3 separate regions of the Homo sapiens genome follow, and all the other regions are linked to region 2. A link is a loop called in an ENCODE intact Hi-C map of the cell type or tissue named here. Cell type or tissue: endothelial cell of umbilical vein. All regions are shown on one strand. Links, peaks and the distances in the headings refer to the core of each region. The heading gives the core; the rest is flanking DNA.

What was found. A loop is a pair of places that touch in the nucleus more often than their neighbours do. Peaks named below come from ENCODE experiments on the same cell type or tissue, not always from the same donor. Only the 100,000 strongest peaks of a DNase experiment are listed, where the experiment ranks them.
Region 1: it touches region 2 in a loop (7-fold over the local background); 3 of 110 quality-filtered maps call a loop at or near these places.
Region 3: it touches region 2 in a loop (6-fold over the local background); 2 of 110 quality-filtered maps call a loop at or near these places.

The regions. Positions count from the first base shown.
Region 1 is chr12:106,025,751-106,036,179 of GRCh38, forward strand. No RefSeq gene overlaps it. Among named protein-coding and RNA genes, the nearest start is that of NUAK1, 110 kb to the right of the region's middle. In endothelial cell of umbilical vein, for the core only: no CTCF peak of the experiment used is centred there; a DNase peak (open chromatin) is centred at 4,821; H3K27ac peaks cover 1,525 bases.
Region 2 is chr12:105,731,921-105,742,349 of GRCh38, forward strand. It overlaps CASC18 (cancer susceptibility 18), which reads left to right. Exons shown (of 5, transcript NR_110109.1): 4 at 5,336-5,477; 5 at 9,836-10,429. LOC107984435 (a long non-coding RNA gene) reads right to left here. Exons shown (of 4, transcript XR_001749305.2): 4 at 9,857-9,937. Among named protein-coding and RNA genes, the nearest start is that of CASC18, 33 kb to the left of the region's middle. RefSeq lists enhancers at 8,058-8,669, 8,670-9,280. In endothelial cell of umbilical vein, for the core only: no CTCF peak of the experiment used is centred there; DNase peaks (open chromatin) are centred at 6,291 and 9,271; H3K27ac peaks cover 1,188 bases; H3K27me3 peaks cover 3,288 bases.
Region 3 is chr12:106,059,232-106,069,660 of GRCh38, forward strand. It overlaps NUAK1 (NUAK family kinase 1), which reads right to left. Exons shown (of 7, transcript NM_014840.3): 7 at 4,114-8,724. The coding sequence ends at 7,571. Among named protein-coding and RNA genes, the nearest start is that of NUAK1, 75 kb to the right of the region's middle. In endothelial cell of umbilical vein, for the core only: no CTCF peak of the experiment used is centred there; DNase peaks (open chromatin) are centred at 5,410, 5,490 and 7,100; H3K27ac peaks cover 2,337 bases.

The DNA of each region.
Region 1 (10,429 bases), core at 1,475-9,474, 290 kb after region 2:
TTCATAAGAATAAAATGTCTAGGACTTTTACCAGCTGGGTGGGTCTCTCCAGAATCTAATGAAATATATTGGCTCTACTAGATTTATAAACCATATCAATGATCCTCTCAGGCATTTTCTCCAAACATTGAACTTCCTCTTCCCAAATATGATCAGAGCAGAAGGAAGGTAACATCCACGGAATCTTTAGGCTCGTCTTTCCAGTCTGGGTTCTCGAGACTTCAAGAAAGAGATAGACATGCATAAATAACTTCCAGTGATGACACTGCAAGCAGCCTTAGAAATGTAAGATGTTGGGGGGAAATCACCATACTCTTAATAAACAGTAAGGACCATAACCCCATGTTATTCCTTTTACTATCAGATGGTTTCAAAGCAATGGAAAATGTTGCCTACGTAGGAAAATGTTGCTACTCAGGAAGTAGCTTAAATCAAGGAACCCATAGTCTTTCAATTGAACCAGCATTTGTTCTTTCTGTAGGAAAGAAAATTTTGATTGTCCAGCATCCCTTCCATTTGGGGATGCATGGATCCCCCACTCCAAGTGCTATCATGGAACTGTTAATCCCCCTACTCCAGCTACAGGGGTGAGCCAGTGATCCACAATGGCCAGTCAGATTTTGTCTCTCCAGCCACAGTGATTGGACCACAATAGACATATGACCCAAGTCAGGCAAATTAGTCTTCATTGAGACTTTTCTGCTAAAGCAGTCTGGGAAGTTTATCTGTTTGAGGGGGTCTTGGGAAGATGTGAAGTCAGAACTTCTAGTGGCCATCTTCCTCCATCACAGAGAGTTAACCTGTCTGTAGGAGGAGGGAATGCAGCCAAATGCAGAGGGGAAAAGAGCAAAGAGATGGAGAGAGAGAGAGAGAGTATACTCTGAAGATGGTTGATGCCTGGATCCAGCTATGCCTGAAACTTACATTTTGACTTCCCAGATACTTAAGCCAATAAATTTTGCCTTTTCCTTAAGTTAATTTGGTATGGGTGTTTTGTTTTGCTTTTCCGTCATTTATATCAGAAAGAGTGCTAATACACTCCCCATAAAATATGATCTGACTGGATGTTTTGGTACCATTTGTTCAGGTGGGCCACTGCAAGGCAGCACTCTCCCACGTTACCCCACACTCACATGTGGCAGGTCTTCCTTGCTGCCCTCATCTTCTGGCTGCCTGACCCTCAGCTGCCAGACAGCATGGGTGACCTCACTCCTGCAGACCCCTGCAGAGCACAATGACCATGCCATAGTGTTTAGGGCAGGAGAACCACAGTTGGGGCCACTTTGCTGAAGTCTAGCCCAGGCACCTTTAAACTGACAAATACAGTTATCTAAGGGAAAGTGAGCAGACAGTGCAGGGCAGGTTCAGCAAGAGGGAGTTGTTGAAGTTTTCCTGTTGCCCTGACAGGCAGCTTCCAAAGCTGGTTCTGCATGTCCAGCATTTGCTCCAGAGAGAGATGCAGCTTGTCTGCCTTGGCTCATCTGTGTGTCAAGGGGAGGGTTGGGAAGGAAGAGTAAGCACTGATATCCACAGACAAAGAGAAGTGAAGTTGGCTTGCATTTGATGTATCCAAGCCCTGTGACATGCCACTGAGGGTACCGGCTCCTGGGGTAATGCACATTCCTACGTGTTTGTTTGACAGCCCAGCACTAGGGTCACCATGTCACTGCCCCAGCCTTGTTAGTGACAGCACATCTGGGAAAAAAAAAAAACAGACCTTGATGGCATTTCCTTCCGCTTTGACCTGTGAGGGGCTTTCACAGACGTCAACTCATCTGAGTCTCACACTGAGCACGAGGGCATGAGGGGACAGGGCAGGGGTGAGTCTCTCCCATGTTTTATGTGAGGAGACTGAGGTTGAGAGAAATTAAATCACTTTTGCAAAGCCATATTGGAAGCCCTGGGCCTTACTTCCCCTGCTTTGGCTTTTCCCAGTTGTGTCTCACCTTGACCATCTGATCCACCCACTCCCAAAATCCATGAAGGCCAAAGCAGTCCCTGCATTATCTTGCCCAGCCCTGGAATGAGGCAGGAATTTCATCAATACACACACAAGCAAGCCACCCCAACACACATGTATTCATACACACATACATCTACTCACAGGCATGTAGACTCATTCACGTATTCACATGTTATACCTGCATGTGTATGCTGTACATTCAAGCATACAGGCTTAACACAAACGCATATGCAAATATTCATGCATACACATAGCATGAAGACACACACACACATACACACACACACGGTGGAGTCAATACCCTGCCACCCTCCTTAGGCAAGTTCACAATACTCCTAGAACTGATGCCTGGATTCCTCCATTGAGCCGAGCCATCCAGTCTGCAACACCCCCCAGATTCCAGCAATCTCATCCAAGATCAAGATCTGAATTTTTCTTTAGTTATATTCTCTCACGGATGCTCCAGAGCTATAGTACTGTCACAACAGCCGAAATAAAATCTGTCACTAACATATGTAGAAATTCAATAAACAGGAGTTGTGATCTGGTGAAAGACTATGGGACTCGTTCACTGATACCAAAGCCAGACAAGGAGAGCACGCAAATAAAAAAACCATAGTCCAGCTTCACCAAACCAATGCAAAATAGTTCACTGTTACCAAACCAATGCAAAACTCCAAATAAATATTGACAGGTCAGATTAGAAAACTATAGTCCAACTTCACCAAACCAATGCAAAATTCCAAATAAATATTGACAGGTTACATTTAGAAAACTACAGTCCATCTTTACCAAACTAATGCAAAATTCCAAATAAATATTAACAGATAAGATTTAGAAAACCGTAGTCCATCTTCACCAAACTAATGCAAAATTCAAAATAAATATTGACAGGTCAGATTTAGAAAACCATAGTCCATCTTCACCAAACTAATGCAGAACTCCAAATAAATATTAACAGGTCAGATTTAGAAAACTATAGTCCATCTTTATCAAACTAATGCAAAATTCCAAATAAATATTCGCAGGTAAGATTTCAGAAACCATAGTCCATCTTCACCAAACTAATGAAAATTCCAAATAAATATTAACAGATCAGATTTAGGAGCATAATCAAAGAAATACGAGAATCATGAAGTAAGGCATCTATTTAATTCACTACATTAATTCAGTCAAAAATATTTAGCATTATTTGAACACTTACTTTTTGCCAATATAGTATTGGCTTCTGTATAGAACAATGGAACAGAATAAATGATTAATATAACTAAGCCTATATATATACATATATCAAAATGGATATATATATAAATGGAAGAGGAGATTTCAGAAATAGACCCATAATAATAATAATGGTGACCATTTAAATTAGAAGAGAAAGGAAAGACTATCCAATACATGGTATTGACAAGACTGCCCTCTTACAAAAGAAAAAATAAAATTAGATCCTACTCCACACCATTCAAAACAATAAATCCCAGATGCACTAGAGTTCAACATAGAAACCAAAACTACGAAGTATGCTCCATAACAAATGAATTCAGACACAACATGACCAGTGGCTGGCAATTAGTTCTCATCTTCAACAGCTCGATAACACTGACCCCACACTTTAAGTGACAAAGTATGTTTTGGGTTTCACTTCTAGCATTACGGTGTGATTTTTAGCATTCTAGAAGAAAGCATAGGAGAATGTTTTTACAACCTTGAGACAGGGAGAAGACCTTCCTAAGCAAGACACAAAATGCAGTAGCTGTAACAAGAAAGATTGACAGATGTGAACTACATCAGAATCAAGTCCTGTCAAATTAAAACCAGCAAGTGAAGTTAAAAAGTAAAACACTGTACACAATCCAAACATTTTTCAATAGATAAATCATTAATACCTGATTACATTAACACCTGATTATAATAATTAAACTTGATTACATAATTTATCATACAATCATTTTACAGACTCTTAAATAGTGGTTACAAAGAATGATGCAAAGTTACATGTACTGGTATGAAAAAGTCTCCACGACATAGAGCTACATGTCAAAAATGAGTCACAAAACTGGTTAAATAGATAGGTAGATAGATAGATTAGATAGGTAGATAGATAGATATGTAGACAAACAGAGAAAGAGAGAAAGAGAGAGAGAGAGATGATAGATATAGATCCCATTCCTTTTTTAAAAGTGTTTAAAAATTATGAAGCTTCATAGAAAATGAACTATACTCATAATGAACTGTTAATGGTGATTATATTTAAGGAGGAGAATGGAGTCAATAGATGAGGGATGAATTTAACTTTTCACTCTATATGCTTATGAATTGTTGAGTTTTGACAAAGAGAATGTATTCATGGATTTCTTTGTGTGATATATAAAAGGCAAAACCATAACATTTGGAATTAGACTGTTCAGCTGCCAGCCCGGCTCAAGTGTTTATTAGCTTCCTAACCTGCAGCAATTTGCCTATCAAAATAAGGCAAGAACACCTACCTCATAAACATTGTATGAGCAATGAATAAAGTAAGTTAAAACTACTGCTTATTGAGCACCCACTGTATACCAGGTTTTTAAAATGCACTATTGCCTTTTAAATACACTATTCTACTGAACTACAGTGTAGTAAAAGCCTTGTAAGGTTGCTATAGCGTTTTGCATGTCAGGAAACTGAAACCCAGAGAAGTGAAGTAAACGGCCCAAGATCACAGGGCTGGTAAGTAGCAGAGCTAGCATGAGACCTGTGTCTTTTCTGCTCTAAGACCAGTGCCAGTTCCTCCCATGTTCACCACTCCAGGTCCTTTTATTTTTTGCTAAGAGGAGTGGTGCTTACACTGGGCTTAGGCAACACCCCAGAATAAACCTCAGATCAGCTGCACTACAGCCCCCAGCCTAGACCCTGCAGAAAGGGGAGCAGGAATTACTGACTCAAAGCCGCAGTCGATTACTCACAGACGACGTATGCAAGCTCCCATCTCCCACTTCCTCTGAAATAGATAACAACAGCTATTTTAGCCTGAAATGCCACTGGCATAAACGCATGAAAAGTCGTAAATCTGGAATGATAAAAACTCATTGTAAAATAGCAGTCAGGGATTTGGATGATAAAACCCCATACCCTGCTCCAGCCAGCTGGGACCCCCACTCTGGAGACGCCCAGCCAAAGAAGGGAGAAGAAAAAAGGGGGACATAGGGGAGATCAGTACCATATACAGTAGGAGGCTAATCAGAACTTTCCTTGCCGGAAGCTGAACAGACATTTAACACCAGGAATGGCTAACTGCATATTTTGAATTGTTTACAGCAGTGTACACAGTCTGATTTCTCTCTGTCGACTCCAAATTTTCATGAAATCCGATATACCTACAAATACTGACTAACCCTTTTAAAAGGGCTATTATGTGCTAGGAACTGTTCTAGGATTTTCCACAAATTAATCCATCTAATTCTTACAATAACTCAATTATTATTCCAATTCCCCAGATGAGGAAACTGAGGCACAGACCAGTTTGGTAAGTTGCCCAAGGTCCCAAAGCTAGTAGTAAGTGACAGGCCCAGGCAGTGTGACTTCAGAGTCCTCACTGTTCACCATCATTCCATATTTCCTCTCAAATATTTGGCATGGGGATAGGAGGGGGATGCATCAAAATCAAAGAAGGGGCTGAAAGTCAGGTCTGGGTTGACGTAGTGCAGATAGGTTAGTCTCAAGCAGAAAAGGACCCTGAGAATGTCAAGAATACTCAGAAATCTAGAGAAGAGGTCAGGCGCAGTTGCTCATGCCTATAATCCCAGCACTTTGGGAGGCCAAGGCGGGTGGATCACCTGAGGTCACGAGTTCGAGACCAACCTGGCCAACATGGTAAAATCCCAGCTCTACTAAAAAAACACAAAAATTAGCTGGGCAGATGGCATGCACCTGTAGTCCCAGATACTTGGGAGGCTGAGGCAGGAGAATCACTTGAACCCTGGAGGTGGAGGTTGCAGTGAGCTGGGATCGCACCACTGCACTCCAGCATGGGTGACAGAGCGAGATGCCATCTCAAAAAAAAAGAAACCTGGAGAAGAGAGTCGAACTGCTGAGGGGATGGAATGAGGTTTCAAGTCAATCTGATCTGGATCTCAAGGGTTCTGGAGCCATTGTATGGGTTATGTTTCTGAAAGACTTTACCACTTTCCCTCCCTCAGATCTCTCTTGGTGGTCAGTCCTAATGTGTGCTGGGTGTGGCATCCTCAAGTCCCTTGGCAGCTGGGCCCCTCCCTTTCAGTGCCTCTTTTAGGGCTCAGTTCTATTATACCTTTGTCCTTACTTGGTTGTGTTAGGATTTAAAGGGATTAATCTCACCTCTGCCTCACTGCCCCCAGGGCACATCTAAAATTATAAATACAGAAGTCCGATGGAGGATAAACTATCACCTATAATCTTGGTACTGCTTAATTAGAGGACACAGCCGACTTCCCCTGGTTAAATAGGTTCTTGCAACTTTTCCCTAAATCCAGCCCAAAGTTCTTCGGTGGAAATTTCTGTGATGATGAAAATGTCCCATATCTGATCCCAAGGTGTTTACACCTTGGCAGGAGGCTAGAGTTGCAGGAGAATACAGGGCCTGCACTCTGCACTCTAGAGGGTGCCATTTGCTCCCTGTCTGCAAATGCACTCCTGGAGTTTTGCAGTGCACCACCTGAGCAGCTGTCTATGGGAGCTCTGGAAGAAAGCCTACATCCTGCAGACAGGCCAAACTGAAAGGAGAAAGAGAGGAAGAGGTGAACATCAATCAGATTAAGCTCTCCTCATCCCTTGAGGGAAGATCCAGCAAGAAAAAAGTAGGAAGTGCATTACTTCCAAATTCTTTACCTCCTGGAAAGTGGGGCAAAATTTCCTCATGAAAACATGAGAATAGGGGAAGAAATTTCTCCTAAAGAACTGTCTGGGTCAAAGCACCCAGCTACTAGTTGGCTGGAGGGAAGATTCCTCTCCACACTACAACATACCCAACACCCCCACCCCACCACCACCACCACCAAATGCTCTCAGGACTGACACAGCCAGGAGACTGATAAGACCAAAAGTCTTTCACTGGCTAAGATCACCCTTAGTCCACAAAAATGTTGTATGGGGCTGCTGTGGAGGGCTAAGTGAAATCAGCATTCTTCACCTCTCTCTCTGCCTTAGTCCAGTTAGCCATGCTCTTCCTCCCTTAAAGAAGAAGAGTCATAATTTTAGCCACAATTTTCCACACTACCTAGTGCCTTAACAAACAGAATTTATCTGGCTTCATCCTCACACAGTCAGGGAAGCTCCAACTCCAATCACATTCCTTCCAATGAGTTTGAGGAGTCAGGGGTGGCAGGGGCTCAACTATGCTCACCAATGTCCCCTCCCAGCTAAGAGGCATCAGCCGCTGCTGCTTTTCTCTCCTGTGCCCGCGGTGACATCTCCTGCCCTCCTCACATCCTACCCAGGTTGGGTGAGCTCACAGCTTGACTTATTCTTCATTCCAGGCCCTCTGAAATGCTACAGAGCTGAGCCACCTGGAGCCACCAGTGTCTGACAAGAGTCACTGACAGTGTTCCCTTGACTTTCCCACCTACTTTGTGACCATGGCCTCTCTGTCTGGGGCTCTGCCTTGGACAATAAGCAGTGTTAGGCAGATGGCGAGACACGGAGATGACACACATGTGGCTTGAGGGCAAGAAGAGGGAAGCTTTGATGGGCTGAGCATGATGTCTTCCCTGAGGAATAAGATTCGATCTAAGACCTGAACAGTGAAAAGAGGCAGCTATGCAAAGGGGTTGAGGCAAGAGCAGTCTAGGCAGAGCGAACTTTGTGCAAAGAGCCTGGGGCCAGGACAGGCTGGCTTGTGTCTGAGTAACAGAAAGGAGACCAGTGTGACTGAAGCTAAGTGAGCAAGGACAAGATTAAGATAATGTCTCTAAAATGCCTGAGATTTCTTAAGTGCTTAAATAAATGGCAGCTGCTTGCAAAGGCAAGTAGTGCACAGAGAAACAAATGTTTGTCTCTGTTTAGTATCTTTTGATGAGGGCCTACTCCATGCCAGCCACTGGGCTAGGGACTGCCTTGAGTGATTGTGGTGATCATATTCTGGTCATGAGAGAGGGATTGCTTTTATTCCCATTGTACAAACGGATTTTGCCAAATTGAGCAAATAAAAACACAAAATGCCTACTTAAATTTGAATTTCAAACAATAGATAATCTTTCAGTTCAAGTATATCCCATGCAATATTTGACACATACTAATGGAGAAATGAAATACAATGAAGAAATTGTGTTTTACATTGAAATATGTATTGCCCACCTAATAGGTGCCAGGTATGGCCCAGTAAACAAAGATAATAAAGCCTGACGTCAGCCCTTGAGGAACACCTACCATTGCTCTAATGGAGAGCATTACAGCTCAGTCTTTCTGGAGGAAATTAGGTGATGAAAATCAAAATCCTTAAAAATATTCTTATTTTTTGGCCTAGAAATTCCACTGTATATGACTTTCTGATACATTAGCTAATTTTGTAAGTTCCTAACATACATCATTATTTTTTTTGCAGAGCAAGCTACAATTGCAAAACATCATTTCTTCCATCAAAACAAATAACATGCCAGGTGTAATGGCTCACTCCCATAATCTCAACACTTTGGGAGGCCAAGGCAGGTAGATCACTTTGAGCTCAGGGGTTTAAGAACAGCCTGGGCAACATGGTGAAACCCCATCTCTACAAAAAATACACAAATTACCGGAGTGTAGTGGCCTGTGCCTGTAATCCCAGCTATTCAGGTGGCTGAGGCATGAGAATCATTTGAACGTGGGAGGCAGAGGTTGCAGAGAGCCAAGATTGCGCCATTGCACTCCAGCTGGAGCAACAGAGTGAGACCGTCTCAAAACAAAACAAAACAAAACAAAAACACAAACACAAACACACAGAAAAAAACAAATCAAAAAGAAATCATGTGGACTAATGTCCTCTTTTTTAAAAATGTTTTATTTCCATTGGTTTTGGGGAACAGGTGGTATTTGGTTTCATGAGTAAGTTCTTTAGTGGTGATTTGTGAGATTGTGGTGCACCCATCACCGCAGCAGTATACACTGCACCAAATTTGTAGTTTTTTATCCCTTACCCGCTCCCACCCTTTCCCCCAAGTCCCCAAAGTCCATTGTATCATTGTTATGCCTTTGCATCTTCATAGCTTAGCTCCCACTTATGAGTGAGAACATACGATGTTTGGTTGTTTTCCATTCCTGAGTTACTTCACTTAGAATAATAGTCTCCAGTTCCATCCAGGTTGTGGCGAATGCCATTAATTCATTCCTCTTTATGGCTGAGTAGTATTCCATGGTATATGTATACACCAGAATTTCTTTATCCACTCATTGATTGATGGGCATTTGGGCTGGTTCGATATTTTTGCAATTGCGAGTTGTGCTGCTATAAACATGTGTGTGCAAGTATCTTTTTCATATAATGACTTTTCTTCCTCTGGGTAGATACCCAGTAGTGGGATTGCTGGATCAAATGGTATTTCTAATTTAGTGTGGAGATTCCTAATGTCTTTTTGGTCATGATTAGGAACTGTTATGGTTTGACTTGTGTCCTCCCTCAAAAGAAATTATGTTAAAGGCCTAACCCTCAGTACAACCAGCTGACATGAAGCCAGGCATCAGAGGATGAAAAGCAATTCCAGTCCCACAAAATCAAGCGTTCCCTTTTTTTTTTTTTTTTTTGATGCAGGTACACTCCTGCCAGTTTAATAACTAATAGTAAATTTTTTTAAAAGTTTGTAATGTTCTTTGCAAATTTGATTAAAAGATTGTAAAAGATCCTGGCCAACATTGAATGATATGTAAATGTCCCTTAACAAACAATCATAACTGGCTAGCATTCTATAAACTCACTGCAGCGTCTCAGGCCTCAGGCCAAGAAAACTCTGCTGTTTCACGTCTCTCTCTTTCACGAGCCCTGTCTTCCTCCCAAAGGCTGTGTCATCTCCTCACCCCATGGGCTGTGTTCTTTACAACCGGCACTGCCTGTGACCCACAAAACTCCTGCGAGACACAGGGAGAAGCTCTGAAGCTGAGGCAGGTTAGAAAAGAAAAAATTTCTGAAGGCTGGGAAAGAGGAGATTATTGAGTCCACATAGTCAATGTCACTATCACCATCACCATGGTCATTGTCTCCTTCAGAAGAGTTTATTGAGCATCTACTAGGCCCCAATACTGGAAATATAGCATGAGAAACACAGTGGAAGTTTCTGTCCTCCTGGAAGTTCCATCCTAGCGGAAGAGAGACCATCAAAAAACTCCAAGCCATTTCAGACAATGATACATTTTGTAAGAGATGCAACAGGGTGGTGTGGTAGGGAGGAACTTGGATGAATTAAGGAGGTAAGATAAGAAAATGAGAGCAAGCACCATTGCAGGTGAGATAAGGAAGAGCTGTGAGGCTGGAGATTCATGAGGAGAGTT
Region 2 (10,429 bases), core at 1,560-9,559:
GATGCCTACACTGTCATTTAAAGAAACAAGGTCATGTGTCCACAGACTGCACACTGAGGTCAACCTTCCCTTTCCTTCATTCTCGGGGAGACCTAATATCCAGGATTAGCAAGAAGATGGTGTGTTAAATCTCTGCTAGTTGAGCTGCCCACTTTCCTCAAGGGTGGTCCTGGTTTGCTGCTGCTGTGAACTTTTGATTTCTTAGATAATCCAAATCTATTCCCCTCTGTCAAGTTTTATTCCCTTCTTTCCACCCTCATCCAACACAGAAGTGTCTTAACTACCCAGTTACAAGTTTCCTAAGTCCCAGCCTTTACTTTTGAATTGCTCATTATTCTTGTGATTAGCGAAAATGTCTTTCCCATTGGATTGTGAATTCTATGAGGTTAGGGACCACTTCTGATTTCTTCACTGCTGCATCCCTGTGTTTTATAAGAGGGCCCAGAACACAGTGGGTGCCTAATAACAATTTTTAAAATTCTATCACTGAAGGAGTGATGTGGTGTTATAATGCAAGTCAAAAGAGTTTACCTCTTAGTAGCCCTGGGGCCCAGAGCCATGTAATAGTAGGCACTAAATAAATGATTATTAATACCTTGGCACATGTTATTTCCCTCTCCTTGGACTGACTTCCTTCATTTCTGGACCTACTAAAATCCTCATCCTTCTTCAAGACTCCAGTCATGGTGACTGCATAAGACCACATGGGTTGTACATCTCACAATTCCAGGGAATGCTATTCAGACGAGATTGGCTGCATTCAGAGTGGTATGCCTGTAGACCAGAGAATGCTATTCAAATAGTCTGTGATGTGAAAGGCACCCCACTGGAGTTGTGCAATATAAAACCCTTCCCAGTTCAATTGTCTCTTCTACCAGGAAGCTTTTCTGGGTGCAGACTGTAATCTCCACGGGGCAGTGATTTTTGTCTTACCCAGCACCTAGAACAGTGCCTGGCTCATAGCAAGCAGAGAATGAATGTTTGTTGAATGCATGAATGAGCTCCTCAGTGATGAAAAGTTGTTTGTCCTCCGTGCCTCACACCTTGTCCCTGCTTGTTGTTGAGCGACTGTTTCGTGTGGAATGATGTTCGAAAGTTCAGTCATAATTATGATGCAGTTCCCAATGATTTGGGACCTTAGTTGTGCTTTTTTATACTGGAAAGTGAGGGCTTCAGAGAGCCTGTAATTGCAGGACTGAAGACTTTATACCACTTCTATATCCAGGTGGATCAACTCTACATAGAAATTTTTGGAAATTGTGCACACCCATGTTTTAATGTGGTCTGGAAGTTTTACTTCAGGGTGTGGTACACGCAGTTGAGGCCACAAATCATGGTTTGTGAGAAGTACTGTTTTGAGAGCAAAGGCACTGGAAACTTGGATAGGAAGCACGAATAAGCCCTAATGGAGGACAGCAATGCTCAGAGGCTCCCAGCCCAGCCCCAAACTTTAGGCACAATCACCCACCAGCATTGCTGCCTTGAATTATATGAAAGGGTGGTGTTCAATGTTCCAAAAAGTTAGAGAAGGGAGGGACTGGTGTCATAAGCTCAGGTGACCACACCTCATATTTCTGGTAGAACCAGCTGGATATGCAATTTCATGTTTTGTGTAGTTAGGGGTCTCAGACAGATCTTGCAAGAATCATCTGTTCCCTTGCATAAGCTACAGAGCCCAATAATCTATCCATGCTTTATTGGACACATCTCACTTGACAGGCTATTTATGCAGAGATGTCTTCTATTGGCCTGAGGGGGAAAAAAAAAAAAAAAACGGTGATACAATCCTCCAGTTTAGAGTTTAGGACAGGTGTCAGCAAACTATGCCCCTGAGTCAAATCTGGCCTACATCCTGTTTTTGTAAATAGAGTTTTATTGGAACACAGCTATGCTCATTGTTTACCTACTGTCTATGGCTGCTTTCACTCTACAACAGCAGAGTTGAGTAGTTGAGATAGAGACTGCATGGTCCACAAAGCTGTTAAGTATTTCTTTTCTGGCCCTTTACAGAAAGCTTGCCAACCCCTGACTTAGGAAATGAAGCTTCCCTCTGCCAGTTAGAGGTGCCCTATTGCAATTGCCTGTCATTTTAACTCTCACAATAAGTTTAAATTCCATGATGGTTGGGAAGCATCTATCTTGCACACTGCTGTATCCACAGGAACGGTTGCATAGTAAGTGCTTACTACATATTAGTCAAATTAATTAATTAACAGTTAAAAAGGTGGACAAATTAGAGTGGAAATAAAATATCCCCTCGAGAGGCACAGAAATTACCAGTAATTTGAAATCTACATTGATTTCTTGAGATCAGATAATTCACTTTTGTTGTTTAATTTTTTTACCACCAAGAGCTCCAGAAAAGTTACATGTTAAGTAAATGTTCAACTATTGATTTATATGCACCTAACAACTTTCATTTTAATTTTAGAAATGTTTGTATAGAAAATTGTGACCTTCGAGATGAAATAAAATATATACTTACCAAGTCCCAAATCCCCTTTCAGAGACATCTTTTTTTTTTTTTTTTTTTTTTTTTTTTTTTTTTTTTTGAGACGGAGTTTCGCTCTTGTCGCCCAGGCTGGAGCACAATGGAGCAATCTCGGCTCACTGCAACCTCCACCTCCTGGTTCAAGCAATTCTCTTGCCTCAGCCTCCTGAGTAGCTGGGATTACAGGCGCCCGCCACCATGCCTGACTAATTTTTGTATTTTAGTAGAGACGGGGTTCTGCCACGTTGGCCAGGCTAGTCTTGAACTCCTGACCTCAGGTGATCCGCCCACCTCAGCCTCCCAAAGTGCTGGGATTATAGACGTGAGCCACGGCGCTCAGCTCAGAGACATCTTAACATCATTGCACTTACCTACTGTACTAGTTTACTCTGACTGTTATAATAAAATACCACAGACCAGGTGGCTTAAACAACAGAAATTTATTTTCTCGTAGTTCTGGAATCTGGGAGTACAAGATCAAGGTGTTGATGGGGATGGCTTCTTCTGAAGCCCCTTTCCTTGACTTAGAGATGGCTGTCTTCTGCCTGTGTCTTCACATGGTCTTTCCTCTGTGCCTGTACATCCCTGGTATCTCTCTCTGTGTCCAAATGTCATCTTCTTTAAAGACATCAGTCAGATTAGATCAAGGCCACTCTCACACCCTCCTTATAATTTAATCACCTCTTTAAAGACCATATCTCCAAATGCAGTCACACTCTGAGGTACCGGGGGTTAGGGCTTCAACACGTTAATGGGAGGGCACAATTTAGCCCACGACACCTACATATCTCTGTATGCTTTCTGCTTTTACACAAGGCTTGAGTACTTGCATGAAATCACATGTGAGGTGACTATCACATCACTGACCACTGAAAATAATGTGGCCAATCCTGCCAGCTGGGGATGTGCACTCCTCACTACCTTCTCTATCAAAGGAATTCAAATTTTTTCTGGGTCAAGGGTTTACCAATGACTGTTCCTCCAGTTAAACTTTCAACCAAGTCTTCAAGGTCAAGGTTTGCCCTGTACAGACAAATCACATAAATACTTTCAAGGTACTACATATGTTTCAAAATGGGAGAAAAAAAGATGGTGGGGGTGGGGGGGTGGGGGGGTGGGGGGTGGGGTAAGCATGTTGACATCCAATGTAGTCCCAGCAACTCTGGAGGCTGAGGTGGGAGGATGACTTGAGCCTGGAGTTCGAGGATGCGGTGAATGGTGATCACACTGCCGCACTCCATCCTGGGCAACAGAGCAAGTTCCTCTCTCTCTTAAAAAAAAAAAAAAAAAAAAAAAAAAGATGGGGGACTATTTAACCTAACTGTTCAACCATTGGAAATTGATTAGACTCATTATAATACAGCCATAGTATGGGATGGGATGTGATGTAGTCTTTTTTAAAGTTTACTAAAGAATATTTAGTGATCCTGAAGGCTCTGTACAATATTGTTAAAGGGAAAAAAATCAAGCCACAAAACAAAATGTATTCACTTATTTAATAAATATTTATTGAACACTGGCTATGGTCAGGCAGGCGATGTTTTAGGTTGTAGGGATTTGATGGTGAACAAAGCAAAGTATCTGCCTGTGTGGAGCTTAAACTGCAGTAGGAAATACTGATAACAAACAAATGACTATAAAACATGCTATCAGCTCATGTAGTGCATTGAAGGAAAATAAAGCAGAACAAGAAATCGAAGAATGGCAAAGAGAAACAATTGTTTTTGCTCATTTGGTCAGGAAGGTTTCTTGGAGGGAACGACATTTGAACAGTGACCTGACGCAGGTGTGAATGCTGGTCATTGGAGGGTCCGGGGGAAGAACATTCCATGAGGGGAAAACCGCAGATGCAAAGGTCATGAGGTGGAAATATGCCTGGCGTGTTGGGAGAATCTCAAGGGGGCCAGTGTGGTTGGAATGGAGTAAAACAAAGGCTTGTATGCCAGGAACAGCATGATTTCAGCCCTGTGGAAATACAATAAGTGTAGAGAAAAAAAATTCTAAGGAGAGATAGCAAGATTATGACACTATAGGTCATCTTGATTTCCTTTCTTTTGATTGCCTACAATATTCTAAATTTTCTGCCACGTGTGTATTACTTTAGAAAGATAAAAATAATGAACGTTTTTATACAAAAGTTTCTGTGGAGCTCAATACCTTTGCCCTGGATGCTCTGATTGGTTGCTGGGTGTTTAGACAGCCACTCTGGCTGTGCCTCATTCCAGGAACAGGGGAGAACCCCCAGCTGGGAAAGCCAGAGGGAGGTGCTTATTCAGATGCTCTCAGGCAGACAGAGCAGGCTGATTTACAGTTAGCGGTGAAGGTGCTAATGTGTCCTCTCAATGGCATCTCCCGCTATCAGCTATCAATATGTGTTAGCAGAATCTAATAACGACCTAATTGGCAACAGAGATCTGAACAGATGTCTCACTTAATAAAAAGGCTTTGTGGCCAGCAAGCTGACCCCTTTTGGGCTTAGCTGGGCTTTGGTACTTTGTGTGTGACCCCTTTTGGCAGTTGTCATTAATCAGTCAGACAAACTGGTTGATTGTTGATTGCTGTGTGTACCAAGTCTGCGGGTCAAACCTGGACCCCTGGAGTGTACTTAGACCAGGTTCCCTGAACTCTGACCACGGCCTTGTCTTCTGTCATCTCATTTAATACACGCACAGGCTAGACTCAAGGGCTTTATTGGCATCAATTATAAATAGCTATTGTAGCCAGATTCTTCACCCACCCATTCACCCTGTGAATCCCTGGTGGATTACTATGGACCCTTCATCGCATAGATTTAAGTAAGTACAGAGGTTGTTACTGGTGCTTATCTCTCTCCTTAACAAACAGGGTCTGTGTGTGGTGGGAAGCAAACTGGCCTGAGGTTCCATCCACTGGTAGAAATGACCCCAAAGACTTCCCATGCAGGGAGGGCAAAGAAGAAAGTGCTTTGGAATGGAGATACCCCTTTTCCTCCTCCTGAATGTATCAGGTAAGGTCAAGATGATGGTAATCAGCTTGCAAAGGCATTTTATCTTCCAAACTTCTGCTTGAATCAATTATGTTGGTGAATAGAATATGCTATTGTTAAGAGAATAGTCTCCTTACAGAGGCTTAAGCAACCAAATAGCAGAATTAATGTGCATGATATTAAGAATAAATGCCCAGAGACAGCATTCGGAACACAAGTAGAGCATTTCCCTGAGAATGAAAACGTTGAAAGGTTTGTATTCTGTAATCCTAATTTCAAAGTTCACAAGTAGTCAATAAAAAAGGAAAAGATAGTTGCATGGTCAAATAAATTTGGGCCTTGCTAGGTTTGACACATTGAGCCAGGTTGTTTTACTGCAGAATTTATCAGAACCTTTGATATGTAAGATAATTAATGGAAGTGTTATTTTGACTTAACCCTTCTTACAAAAGAGTGGTATTGGGTAGAATACAGGTCAATCTTTATACAGAAGCTGACATGCATCTTTTTTTTCTAATTTTTGATATTTAGTGGTTCACAAATTTCTGATTAAAGAGAGTAAGTTGAATTTTTTTCAGGCTTCCCATTAATCTCACCAGTAATAAGCATAGTTTTCTGAATCAATGAAGAGATGGAATACATGGACAAAATGGAATGGAAAAGTAGATCAGCAAAATGTTCTCAAGAGTCTTGTTGCTTCCTCTCTGGCTCTATTTTTGTTATTGTGTGATTCTGGGCAATTTCCTGTTATTATTACACTTATTGTTGTCAGAGGAAACCAATTCGTTTTAATATTAGCCTGAGCAAAACATAATTAGGAAGAGAATCTGCTACCAAAAAGGAAACACGTATGTGCTACTTTGCATTCCAAAGCCCAGTACTCAGATAAACACTCACACGCGCGCGCACACACACACGGGCACACACACAGAGGAGTCCTCGCCACACAATCTCAAAACATCCTGCCAAGCCAATAAAAAGCAGTCTTAGCCACTCCAAGGAAAAACAGCCTGAAAACCAGATGATTTACCAAGCTTTTCACGCTTCCTACTTTTATTTTGGAAGAGGAAAGAGAAGAGGTGATAGAGAAAGGGAGAAAAAAGAAGGGGATTGGCAAGGGAACAGCTTGGAGGCTGACGGCTGAACTTCCGGCCTTCTTTTCTTAGATCTCTCAGTACTCCAGGCTCACTACTGACATTTGTCTCTTGTGAGCTGAAACCTCTGGGTACTTGAAAGTCCATCATATCCATTCGTGTGCTAAGGCTTCCTTCTTTCTCCCTTCTCTCCCTCTTTTTGCCCTCTCTTCGTAACAAAAGGCATTTCTCTTAACTGATTGCGCTGTTCACCCACCTTGGAAGGATCACCATTTCCTGGACAGATGCAAGAGGTGGGAAAGGGTCCGGCGAAGGAGGGACAGGGAACTGGCAGGCGAGGAATGCCAATTCTATCAGGCTGTGTTAGGTCTTTTCATGGTTTATTTTATTTAATACACACAATCATAGTCTAAGATAGGCACTGTTATCATCCCATTCTACAGATGAGGAAATCAGGCTTACCCAGGCTAAGGAATTGCTCAAGGTTACAAGGTTAGGAAGTATTGGAGGCAGGATTTAAATACAGACAAGTTTACTAACTTTAAAGCCAGTACTTTTACCCACAATCCTAATGTACTTCATTTAACTTCTTCAGGCTTCAGGGTTCCTATGTATGAAATAGAGATTATCCCTATTTTCACTCTTGTCCCTCCAGTATTCTCTACACAGTAGATAGAAAGATAGCAGCCATTTGAACTGGGCTCAGCTTCCAGGGGCATGACATAAAATTAATGTCTGCAGTCAGCCTGTATGGGCTGGTATGGATGTACTCCACAAAATCCTCAGGGAGCTGAGCTTCTTCTAACTCCACACTGTCCGATCCAGAGGGGTGACCCTTGTCTTCATAGTCCAATATAGCAGCTGGTCTATCAACCGTCACATCTGCATTCTAGGCAGAGGATGAAGAACAAAGTAAAGAAGGAAAAGGTCAAAACCACCTATCTTTTAAGCATGACTTTTGAATTACCCCATCACACTTCCACTGGTCCATTGGCCAGACTTAGTGTTACGGCTATACCTGCCTGCAGGGAAGGCTGGGAAATATAGTCTTTATTCTGTGATGCCATGCATCCAGCTAAAATTGTGGGTTTTCTATCATGAAGGAAGGAAGGAATGGTTACTAGGGATAGTGCACAGTGTCTGCAAGAGGAACCCTTTCAAAATGTAAGTCAGATCATGTTACTCTGCTGAAAACTGGGTAAAGCCTTCCCACTCGCTCAGGCTGAAAGCCAACGTCTTTGCAGTGTCCAACAAGGCCTTCCATGCCTTGTTCTCAAGAGTCATTGCTTCCTTTCTGGCTGGGCCCTTCCTCTCATCTGGACCCTTTGTTCCTTAAGTCTCTGCTCAAACACCACTTCATCGGGACCACCCTACAGAAAACAGTATCCACTCCCCTATGACTCTCTGTACCCTTTACCTGGCTTTATTTTTGTTTTCTACTTTTATCCCCACCTTATCCCATCTGACATAGTCTATATTTGTTCAATTTGCTTATTGTCTATTTTCCTACTAGAATAGAAGCTCAGTGAGAGCTACAACCTCATCTGTTTTTTTCACTGCTTTATATCACAGGGCCTAGAACAGTGGCAGGCACACCGTAGACATCCAATAGACAAGAGTTGAATAGATGAATAAATGATTGAATAAATTCTTGCTTTCTCCAACTTCCAAAATTTGGGAGAGGATGAATGGAAGTTTCCAATTTCAAAGAGCCTTGAGAACAGGAGGAGTCAAATATAAATTATTATTAGCTGTCTTTTGATGTCCTCCCATTTGTAAACGTCCTCTGTTAACTGTGAAGAATAATGCAAATGCGATTGGCCATTATTGTTTTGAAGTAAGGCTCAGTGGGATAGAATTTCCAGTCATTTCTTCCCAAAGGGCCAGAACTGTTTATTTTAAATCCGTTTCTTCCCTGCCTTCAGTTTTGAATGAACATGGCTTTGCTGCTCATAGTTTCCTAATATGTCACTTTGATGGTTTATTTCACCTTAAGTAGCATGGAATTGAAGTCTGAGACTGTATCAGGCTGATTTCAGGTCTCTTTTGCTTCCCTTTGTGCCATCGCAGTAGGGGAGAATTGTCAAGCTGTGCTTGGCCAAGTTAAATGAGGAGACCAGATGGTCAGAAAGAAAGGAATTTTGGTTCAGGTTTAGGAGGAGAAAAGCTGGGGGCAAAACTCCTGCATAGTTTTTGACCTAAAGATCAAAACACTCAGCACTGGGGGTACATTGTTGAATGCTGGGGGACCCCAGCAAAGGTTTGCAATGTAGGAGCTCCTTTTGGTTTTACTCTCCTAGGACTTTCTGCCAAAACTTCAAAATGCTTTTGCTGTGCTGGAGTTTTGGTTATATGGGACTTTTAGTTTTCAGAGAACATTGATTTATGTTAAACACAACAAAAAGGAAAAAAAAAAACGGGAGGTAAAGGAGTCACTTCTGGCTTTTGCTTTTAGCAGGCAATTTTAAGAAAAAAGAAAACAAAATCCAAAACAGGCGGAAGAAAGGATGGAAGGAAACAAAGCAGCGATATAGAAGGCAATTTTTAAGATCTCTATCCCCCAACACAGAAAAGGCAGCTGGTGCAGAAACCCAGAAGCTGTTCCAAGTTGCATTGCAAAGTGGCATCGTGAGCTGTCTGGCACTGAGACAGGATGAGGAGGCAAGAGATAGAAAGTCAGGCAGGAGAAGGTGGCAGGGGTCCAGGCAGGAAGCAGTCTGAGTGTGAACAAGTGTCTTCGTGGTAGGGACAGATGGGAAAAGAGAAATTAGAGAAAATACTGCTGAGAAAGGAAGAGCCTGACTTCTTAACATCCTCTGATAAAGCATTTCATCGCAGCTGGTGTTCAGCAGTCCTTGTTTTTAATATGCTGACTGCTGCGCTCAATATAAAATGGCAAGGCTTCTGCTCTGTGGCCTCAAAGCTTAAATGTTACCCCAAAAGAATAAACATAAGACACTGTTCTAGGAGTATCAGAATGCCAGGGTTGCCAGGGTTGACTGAGCTTGCCCAGGTTTTATTCTGATTGTCTCTAGCGTGCCTTGGTGACCTAATAGCAATGTGGCATGTCTATAGCTGAGATGATAAGCCACTTTCACGTCACCTTCCTCATTTAAGCATTGTAACCACTGTGTGGCATGAAAGTGGAATGAATTCTTACGGTCACCATTACAAAGATGAGAGGACTGAGGCTCACCGAGGTTGGATGGCTTGCCCTCATTTGTAAAAGTGAGATTAGTATCTGGTTTTCTGTCTCCTAATGTTTGCCTTTTCTTTATTTACCAGAGTTAGTTATCAATGCTGACTGAGTGTGCACTCTCCTAGACACCATGGGGAGAGGCAGAAGAGGAAACCAGATATGATCCTTCTTCTTGGGACTCTCCTGACCTAGGAAAAGAGACAGATGAATGCAGATAACTGAGTCTATATACAGAGACTGCCACAAGCTCACACTTTACTGAATGTTCAGACCTAGTCATACATCCTAAGGGCATTGTTGGAAGCTTCTGGAACTAAGTCTCTGGGGATTTGAATCAACTCAGAAGACTGACTCATTCACTTGGCTGTGGAGGCTGTTCCAGATATTAGGAGCTATGTATGTGGAGCCCCGGATTTGGGCCAAAAGATGCATTTGACTGGAGAGAAGGGATTGAGATTTGAGCAGTTGTTGGACAACACAGAAATGAAACAGCCGTAGCAAACTTGCCTGCCGTGATTTCTCTGCTGAGATAATGGGACTTTTCAGACTCCCTGTAACTGAGATCTAGATAAAAAGAGACGTCTGGAAAAAAACTGGTCCCAATTGTCGCTTGGCTTTGCTTTCATAACTATCTGAGTGTGGCATATGTCAGACTTTGAAATGCTGGGTCTCTTGGAAAT
Region 3 (10,429 bases), core at 1,690-9,689, 330 kb after region 2:
AACAGGCTGGGCTTACTGTCGAGGAGACTGAGTTGCAGAATCATCATCCCTGATTCCCAACAGAGCAACTAAGAGCTTGGACTTGAAAGTCAGTCACCCAGGCCCATATTTGAATCCAGATGCACATTTAACAGTTGGTTGACTTGGGCAAGTTACTGCACTTTTCCAAAAGTGTTTCCTCATCTGTAAAAATGGAGATAAAGGAACATGAGGAACATTCAAAGAGATAATATATGCAAAGGGTAGGCATACGGACTGCTGCCGGGTAAGCACTTGGTTAATACTAACAATAATTATTTTTCTTAACGGTGAGAGTTCCCCCGGGAAGCAAAAATAAGCCGTGGCAGAAACATTGCTAAGTGTTCGTCTGATTCCATTTTACTTTTCACTTTTTAAGTACTATAGACTTGAGGACTGTCTATGATTAGGTCGAGGTCAGATGGCTGAGTTCTGACCAATGGGAGGTGGGCACAAATGATGCACACCACATCTAGGCCTCATCTTTAAAAGGTTCTGACTTCTGCTCTTTCCTTCATTTGCACAGCTAGCAATGAAGAACCTGGAGATGTCAGAACCACAGGATAGAAGAAGCTCAGATGTTTGAGCACCTGCTTGAAGGTGACATGAAAAGAGAACAGCCCTGTACTGGACTTAGTGGTAGTGAGAAATTGTTGTTTATTATATTGAGCCATTGACATTTCAGGGTTTGTCTGCTACTTCAGCATAACATAGTATGTCCAGACTAATTCACAAACAAACACTAGTACAGGGAGTGGATGGGGAACCAGCTGGTCGAGGTACAATGGATATTCCCAGTCAGGTAGAGAAGGGCTGTGTAAATTTTTCATCAGGATGAAAATAACTCATGATTTTACAACAAAGTTGATTGCAAATTTCCCAGGCAACCCCCTACTGGAACCAGACAGTTGTGCCAGGAGGAGACAAGGCTTGTGACGTGAAAACCCCTTTGTCTGCACTTTCTGGTCTTCATATAGCAACGCTGCTGTTCCACTTCCATACCCCAAACTTTGCATGATTCTGTAGATTAAAAACATCCTCTCCATAAATTTCAATAAATTGGCAGTGAATTTCTGCAGCGGAAACAATTCTCATTTAAAACTACACATCTAGCCATGTATATTTGTCTGGGGACCACCTGTTGAAGGAAGCAGCCATCTGTACACAAAGTCACAAACGATCACATTCAGTCCATATTAGAACGTGGCCACACATGTTTAACAAAACATCACGTTCCCTGGATCATGGCTGTCCTATGCCAATGGAACCAGAAACTAATCCTGTAAAGCTCTAATGTGAAGACCCCAGGGCCCTTGCAGATACTGTTCTTTCTGCCCAGAATGCTCACTTTACATATGACTAGTCTTCATCTTCAGATCTCTGCCCAAAAGTCACCTCTTCAGAGATGCCTTCCCTGAATGCTCTTTCTGCAGGAGGTAGCTCCCACCCTTACTCCTCTATCTCTGTACCATATCCATTTCTTCCATAGAACTTACTATATGTAATTGTGGGGGGTGTGTATGTAACTTCTTTCACTAGACCCAAGTAACTGGGAAACTCCCCAACCTCTAGAATTCCAGGTGTATGAGCTGATAAAGCCCTTGTAGTGTTTAAGCCAATTTCAGCTGAATTTTCTGATATTATAGCTGATTTTACATCTAAAATCTTCCTAACAAATATATCTTCTCTCTAATGTATTACTACTGTTGTCTTCCCTGAGATTATCTGTATAAATTAAAAATCCACTATGTGCCAGGCACCACGTTAGGAACTTTATTTCATTTAATCTTCACAATAACTCTGAAAATTAGCGATTATTTAATGCTATTATATGGGTGAGGAAATTGAGGCCCAAAAAGTGTAACTAACATCGTTGGCTCTGCATTCCTTCCTTTGGGGAGCTGTTCTCCCACATTCTGTGTGATTCCGTGTCATTTAAATATACCACAAGGTGCGTACATGATCCAGGCTGGCCAATCAGAGCACTTCTCCACCCAGACTCTGTGATGGGCCAGGAGGAGACACATGACCCAAACAAAGCCAATCACAGTCCTTCCTTGTTCCCTAAATGCTAGGACATTAAGAACCTCTCTGGTTTGAGGATCACACTCTAAAAAAGCGTCATAACCCTGCTTTGGCCAGGAGCTGTCTTGCTGCCATGTGGAGAGGGCCTGCCTAAGAATAAAGCCTCATCCAGGGAGAGTGAGTGAAAAAGAGGCCAATGAGATCCCTTGAACTCCTGGATCCAACTGTGCCTGAGACACACACTTGGGCTTCTCGGTTCCATGAAGCAGTAAATTAATCATTACTTAATATGGTCTGAGTGGATTTCTGCCATTTGCTACTGAATAAAGATGGAGTGGGCATTACGTAGAAGTTAAATACATGTTAGTTCTCTCAACTTTCCTCCTTAAAGTGACCACTGCCCATTAACCCCACAACAGTTGTCAACATGTCAACTGCTGCCACTACAGTCACCCCTATTTTTTCACTACCCTTACTATGTCACATTTGGTCCAGCCTCTAGGCCATGCACAGGCTATTCTTTCTGCCTGGATACAGAATTATGTATTTTCCAAGGGTCACACTTCTAAGTAAACGTACTCCACAAATGACCTACAGCCCCTCTAACTGCAACTTACTGCCCATTTGCTAGTGGTGGCAGGGGTTGAAGCAAGAATTAAAAGCCCACAGGCCTTTAAATGTCCTATTTTAAGTCAGTGACTATTGCCCTGCAAAGAAAGGACTATTGTTTCTCATTCATATTGAGTTTTATACTCAAGGTGACTTCATAGAATTTCTCTCATTCCTTCTTTTTCGTAGCCCTGTTAGAGTTGGATAAGAGAGCAATTAATATACCCATTAGACAGCTGAGAAAGCTGAGTTCCAAAAAGGTGTAGCAACTTAATTGCAATTATCAAGTCCAGACTGAACTTGGAATTCTTCCAACCTCAGCCCAACCTGAGAGGCACCAACGTGTTCTAATTTGGCAAGCCACAATTATAAGCATCCATTCCCCAACCTCCTACCACACCCAGCACCTGGTCAATTTGGACAACTAAGCCCTATCAGGTTAGGTTGCCAGATAGTATACAGTATGCTCAGTTAAATTTGAATTTCTTTTTTTTTTTTTTTTAGTATAAGCATGACCCAAATATTGTCTGGAACACACTTATATTGAAAAATTATTCATAGTATATGTGAAGTTCAAATGTAACTAGGCATTCTGTAGTTTTATTTGCTAAATGTGACAATGCTACATCAGATGTTCTTCCAGTAAACTAGAAAAGGGGTGCAAGTTGTAATTTCTTTGGAAAGTCAGACTTTTCTGGCATGGATCCTAAAACACTACTATTCTGTGCACAGCATCACTCTCTAATGTTTGATACTAGGGTAGGGTTTGATGTCACCTGATATTATGGCCAGGATCCAGGAACTCTTCAATCTTGCTCTATGATGCACCTCTCCTTCCAAGAGCTTTCTGGAGGGTCTATTTACACAAGAAACAGTGGCAAAATGGGACTCAAGATACTGTCATTCTAGGCAGAGCCGTGAGTGGCCTTCCCCATTAGGAAATCGTGACCCACTGATCTTGGACTCTGATTAATCCCAATCAGATTAGCAACTTCCTGCCCTTGGGATAGAGGGGAGTGCCTAGGGAAAGGGCAGGCACAGGAAACTGAAATGTGGAGAAAGAGCGTGGCTGAGTGTTAGCCTTTGATGACGTCTCCAGTTCAGAACTAAGGAACCTGGTGAGTAGTCTCTTTTGGAAACCAAGACTGAGAACATGTAAATTTGGAAGCTACGGGATAAGCCAAGGTGGGTTCCACAATCAGAGAGAAGAAAGCCAGGCTATAAAAGGAGAAGAAAGCTGATATGCAAAGAGAAGCAGAAAAGAGGGTATACTGTCCTCTTCAATCCACCACTCCAATTCTTAATTCCAGCGGCACTGCAAGATGCATTTCCTCTTCTAAGAACTTCGAATAAATTCCCTTTTGTGCTTAAGCTCATTTGGGTAGGTCTCTGTTACTTATATTGATTCTGTCACTTACTTGACTAAGAAAAAACCACCAAATAAAGAAGCAAGGTCTCTGGTTCAGTTCATTGCAATTTATTTAATTTAAAAATAAAAACAGAAACAAAAACCAAAATGAAACAAAAATCAGTTTCCAACGAAAATACAAACACTTTGGGTGGTTATCCAGCTTGTTTTTCCCCTGTAGGCTGTTCTGGGCTCAAACCAATCAAATGAGTGAAAACCAATTTTGACAGGAGCCATAAAGCATGTTGCACCAATTAAATTACACCAATATATTATTATAATACCTTTGAAATGCCTTTCAGACCAATAAATAAAAAAGACAAATTCAAATAAAAAAGTCAACTTTTTATTACCAAAAAAAATAGAAATTAAATAAAAGTCACAATGTGGATTTTTTTTTTTTTTTAATGTGCAGTCAAGTTTCTCTCTTTTTTTCTTCTAGGAATGATACCATGCCAGTAAATCCCTACAGAACATTTCCAGTTTGGCAACAAGCAGTCAGTCGATCATTCACATTTGTACTCAAGACAGCAGGCCTGGGCAAAACTCGCCTGAATTTCACCCTGAAAAGTGCTCCCCATCATCTGAAGAAGCAGCACCTGGTAACAGGCATGGCCATTCAGAGGGTACTTAGCATTTTCATTTCACCTGGGGTCTTGAAGCACTTCCTGAAAACTGATTGTGCCTTGACATTTACCTGTAAAAAGAAGTGTAATTCTACCCCTTTGGCAGATGTGTAAACTAAGACGGTGCAAGGCCCACAGAAGTAAGGAGAGGACCAGGAAAGCTGACAGTGAATCTCCTGCTTTGTCCATCAGGTCCTAAAAGTGTCTCTCACTTGTAATTCCACAGAAGTGAATAAAGCATAACTTCTTTGACTGGGATTGGCTGGTAGGGATGACAGGACTTAATGATGAAGCAGGGAGCTGCTTTAATGGCTTTTCCCTCTATTGCAAGTTTTTCCTTGAAAGGACAGTCAACACCACACCTAGAATCAGAGGATGTTGGCAGAGTGTCAGAGCTAAGCGGGGCTTCAGGTACCAGCTAATTCATCCCTCCAGCCCTCACTGGAAGGAAAACTTAACCCCTGCAAACAATGCAGATGCCTAAGGCCACCTATGACTTAACTCAGTCTCTGCCTCTGAGTGGAGGACTTTCTCTGCCACAGTCCACTGGCTGAGTTTCCTGACAAAAGAGAACACGTGTTTGGGGGGAGGAAGAAGGGAGTAGACTGACTTTCCTCAATAGTGTCATTTTTACTTAAAGACTAGAATGATGGAAACTACTAAACAGACTCAATCACTTGGCAAAAGGAAAAAACACATCAACCAGTAGGTAGGAGCTAGATCTAAGTCATACTGACAGCTACGGACACGGCCAGCTGCCGTGCACAAGGGGCCAGCAGGGCAGCAGCATAGGCTGTTCAGAAAAGACTGCATGAAATGAGGCAGGAAGTAGGGAGCTCAGAGTTGCAGGTTGTCCTCCATGCACCCACACCCCCACCCCCCCCCACACACACAATTTGCTATCTACAGAATTTTTTTTTTCCCTTTTAACCTCTATTAGAGTTCAGGAAGGAGGTGGAATTGAATGAAAGGAAATTGAGCAGCTTCCCATAACACACTGCTCAGCTCAACCTGAAGGAACGCATAAGCCAAAACACCAGAGCCGGTGGCAAGGGGAGAGCCCAAACTGTCTCCTTAAGGAAAGGGCAATTCCATTCTAATGCACTTTCTTAGCACTGTAAGGTGAATTTTTTTCTCATCTCCCTAGAACTATTGTTTGTTGGTTTTTCCAAAGATGTTCCCAAGACCAGTCCTCTTTTCTATCTACACGTCTACCAGTGGTGGCCATCTTGAACTGAGTTCAATTTGCCTTGGCCAGCAGAATCTGAAGTCATCCCAGAGACCAGGAAGTACAAACCTAGTATCATGAAGGTGTCCCATGGTTGGAGTGGCATCTTGTCATTGTGATCTGGGTGTTTAGAAATTACATATCTAGTTTTTTGTTTTGTTTTGTTTTGTTTTGTTTACTTTTTAAGATAAGAGTCCTGCCGCACCTCTTTTCTGTCTCCCCCAGAACCATCTGGGTAACATCTAAGGAAATGTTCCCTCTCTTACATGCTTCCTCCCAACCCCCTGCACTCTTTCAACACCTTATTCATTTAAATGAATGGAACTTTCTCTTCCCCCAAAGCCCAGGAGTTCATGGCAAAGTTTAAAACCATGACATAGAATACTTAGATTTGGGGGAAAAAAAGCACCATCTACCTGATTTTCCTTTCCTCATCCCAATATCCCATCTACATGCTAACTCCCTAGAAGCAAACTTGCCTACCTCTGAGGATGCTACACTCAGTGGATGGGGAAACCATCTGTCACTGGTGAACAGAGCCAATGGTTCAGCCAGGTAATCCTCTGGAGAATATGGACAGTATCACGTCCAACTCAAAGCATCCATGCAGGTGAGAACCCAAGAGGCAGCATTCCAGTTAATATTGAGAAAGAAAGTGACAAGTTGCCTCTTGTTGGTGTGCATCAACTTCCATTCATCTGTGCAAAGATCACAGACCATCTTGTGCCCTGTCATATATAATAGTTTTGACCTCTGACACCATCATCTTTCTCCCTGTCCACCCTCAAGAGGTTGTGCTGTAGAGCAAGGCAGACATCAGGAAAGAGGAGGTGAACAGCAAGGAGCTAAATCACCATGGGCTGACTCTATGTCCTTAGCAGAGTTCAGAGCATTCTCTCTCTGACCAAGGCCCTGTCTTTCCTCAAAGTTGAGTAGCAAATTAACAAATGCCTCACCAGTGGCATGAAAGAGTTAACATAGATCCCACAGGATGACTAAACCCGATTCCCAGGGCCTAGCCAGATCAAAGATGACAACTACATAGCATTAGTGCTACTGCTTCCCCTTCCCTTTCCCGTGGTAGCCATTACTAGTCAATCACAGCACTCCTTCCCCATGATGTGGGCCACTTACGCCAGCACAACTGGCAGCCACTATTAATTGATCGTCAACTCAAGCTCAAGTTGCTGAAATCTACTTGCCAGCTCCACGCAGCCAGACCTAGCTTGCTAATACAAGGAGAAAAGGGGCAAGTTCTTTGGGCTCACCCAAGGCAAACAGCCCAAGTGTCTCCTGCCCCTCCTCCAGAAGCATCTGGATGACTTCTAAGGAAATGCTCCTTCCACATATGCTTCCTCTCCACCCACTGAGTGCCGGTCAATACCACCTCCCCTGGACAGCTGGTCCTCTAGGAGGTGCCATAAAGCAAATGCCAAACAGGGCCCAAATTCTGACTGACAATTGACAGAACTGGCAGAAGAGCCCACCTCTCCCTTTTAGGTGTTGGCTCAAGGCTGCAAACTTGGCCAAGTGAGACAGTGCCAATCCTTTTTCAGTCTGTTGTCACAGCCAGCAAAGAGGTAACCAGCCTGTGAGCCCAAGTCTTGCTCCCCTTCCTCCCTCGTACCCCCGCCCGCCCCTGGGCGCCCTGGAATGCTAGTTGAGCTTGCTGCAGATCTCCAGCGCTTGCTTGTAGACCTGAGTCACATCATCCATGTCTGTGAGGAGGGAGAAGCTGCTGTCTGCCAGCCGGTTCCGGTACCGCTTCAGGTACTGGGGCCGGGGCCGGTTCTGGAGCCCCTCAAAGTCCTGGATCTGGAGGAAGTTTTCTGCAGAGACGCAGCTGCGGATGCGCTGGCGGGCAGGGCGATTCTCCTGCAAATCCAGCAAGTCAAAAGAGTCGCTGGACAGCACGCTGTCATCGCTGATGACACTGGAAGGGCGGCTGTAGCTCCGGGAGAGGCCCTCGGCAGGGACACCAGGCTCTGACAGGGATTCCAGTGTGGGCATTTCAGGGCTGACCAGGGCTGGGTCCATGGTGCCCGCTGAGTATTTGCTGCTGTGTTTCAAGATGCCCTTCCTCCGGCAGGAGAGGCTGTGGGAGGTTACCCTGGCTGGGTCCGGGGGGCTGGGGGAGGGGATGCTGCTGCCCATCACATCATTACTGTCCAACAGCTCCGAAGACTCACTGCGCTCTGGGGAAGAGTAGTAACCTGATTCTCTCTGCTGGGTCTTTTTCAAGATGCCTTTCTTGGGCATCGTGGCCGACTGCTTGGGGCTGAGTTTTCCCGGCACCTCTGCCTCTGGTGAGCTTGGGAGGAGCACGCCAGTCCTGCACAAGTCCTGCTCCATCTTGAAAGTAGAGGGTAAGGCAGGACCAACTACACCTTCAATGAAGCCAGTGCTGTGAGAGCGATGCTCGCTGTTGCTTCGCTTCTTCAGGATCCCCTTGGGCCTCTTAGAACTCAACTTGGATGGGCTTTCAGGCACTGCATCCTGACCAGACTGAGCAAAGTCATTCTCTTTCTTGGATTTCTTCAGCGACCGCTGCCGCTCTAGCATGACCTCAGAGGTCGTGGGTTTGGCCAGGCCCTTCATTTTGGCTTCGGTGTCAGCCTGCAGCCCTGTGGAACGGTGGTGCCAGTCAATGATCCGAGCCAGGAGTGGGGACTCAGAGTCATGGAGGGCATCACAGTCACACACGCTGCTCTTATAGCCCCAGTTCACCCACCAGTGGTTGGCAATGTCCTCAATAGTGGCCCGGCGATCGGGGTTCACCATCAGCATCCACCGTATGAGTCCTCGAGCATCTAAGGGACAAGGGACAAAAAGAATCGGGCATTATGTGGGAGCTTCTGGCTTTGTGATAGTGGGACCCTCCAGGAGTGACGAAAGACACACACTCCCTCTAGGACAAATCCATCTGGAGACCTGGTCCAGCCACATTATGGAGCAGGAAGCCCCAGCCTTTCAGATCATCCATCAAAAGCATAATCAAGACTTGGAACCACAGGCCAGGGTGCCATCACATCATGGCATGTTTTCCCTGTAAGTGAGAAAATGTCATAGAACTACTAAGCTTTTCATCATCTTGAATCTTTAGAAAATGTGGAAGGTCAGGTAACCAAGAAAGAATCCAGACTTGACCCTGAGAGGTGCCCCACCATTCCTTTGGCGAATATCATTTTACCAGAGGAAAAACAGGTGTAGATAACCATGGCTTTCTTTATTCCTCCAAAGGTGGGCTTGTATAAACACACAGCACCTGCAGTCACTGGGAAAGCATGCCAGAGACAGAACATGGAGTGTGGCTCAGAGGCACTTACCTGGAACACCTGGGCAGTAAGCGTGGCCATCTCCAAAGCTGGCCTCGCCCCAAGGTCCAGGCCAGGTTCTGAGACCAACACTCAGTGAGCTTGCCTTCTTTCCCTCTCTGACATAAGCCATCTTCTACTGAGCTATCAGATCAGAGAAGTGATCTATATCTGCTTCCCATTCACAGCCTGTCTGGAAATTCTACCTGCAAATTTCTGCTGCCAGAGAATTAGGGAAAACCCCTAAAGGGATGCTGAGAAGGCCACAGGAACCAACTGACTCTCACAGCTTATAAACTGACTTTTAGGTTCAAACTGTGTTCCCCCAATTGGGGTGAATTATATTCTTGGAAGCTGCCACCTCCCCTCAGCTGCTTATGTAAGCGAATGAGAAGCTGGCAAAGGCCTGGTAATAGGGACTGGGGCAAGAAACACCCCTGAAAAGTACCAAGATGATCATCCTCAGTCATTCAATAAGTATTTCTTGAACGCCTACAATGTGCCAGGAACCGCATTGGCATCAGTTAGCTGGTGAGGCAAAGAAGACCACTTTAGAGGTCACTCTGAATTTTTCCAAAAAGAACAGGCTGGCTTGTTGAAAAAATTATATATAGAGAGAGAGATAATGCATATCTATATATACACATACAACCGTCTAGCCTGATTATCCATAGAGTCTGTATTTGCAAATTTGCCTACTTGCTAAAATTTATTGGTAACCTCAAAATCAATATTCGCAGCTCTTTTGCAGTCATTTTTGCATATGCACAGAGCAGCAAAAAGTTTGAGTCACCCCAACACACATATGTATTCACAGCGGAGGTCAAACAAGGCAACACTCTGCCTTCTTATTTCAGTTCTCATACTATTATACAAATTGTCCTTTTCTCAGTCTATTTAGTGCTGTATTTCTCACATTTTTTGGAATTTTTATTGGTGATTCCTCTTTTTAAATGCCTCCCTAAAACAGTGCTGAAGCACTGTTCAGTGTTCCTAAGCTCAAGAAGGCTGTGATGTGCCTTATGGAGAAGATAAGTGTCTTAGATCAGTTTTGTTTAGGCATGAGTTACAGTGCTGTTGGCTGTTGAGTTTGATGTTAATGAATTAATAATATAGATTAAATAAGGTGTCTTTAAACAGAGACACACATAAAACAAGGTTATATATCAATCAGTTAACAAAAATATTGTGAGCAGAGGCT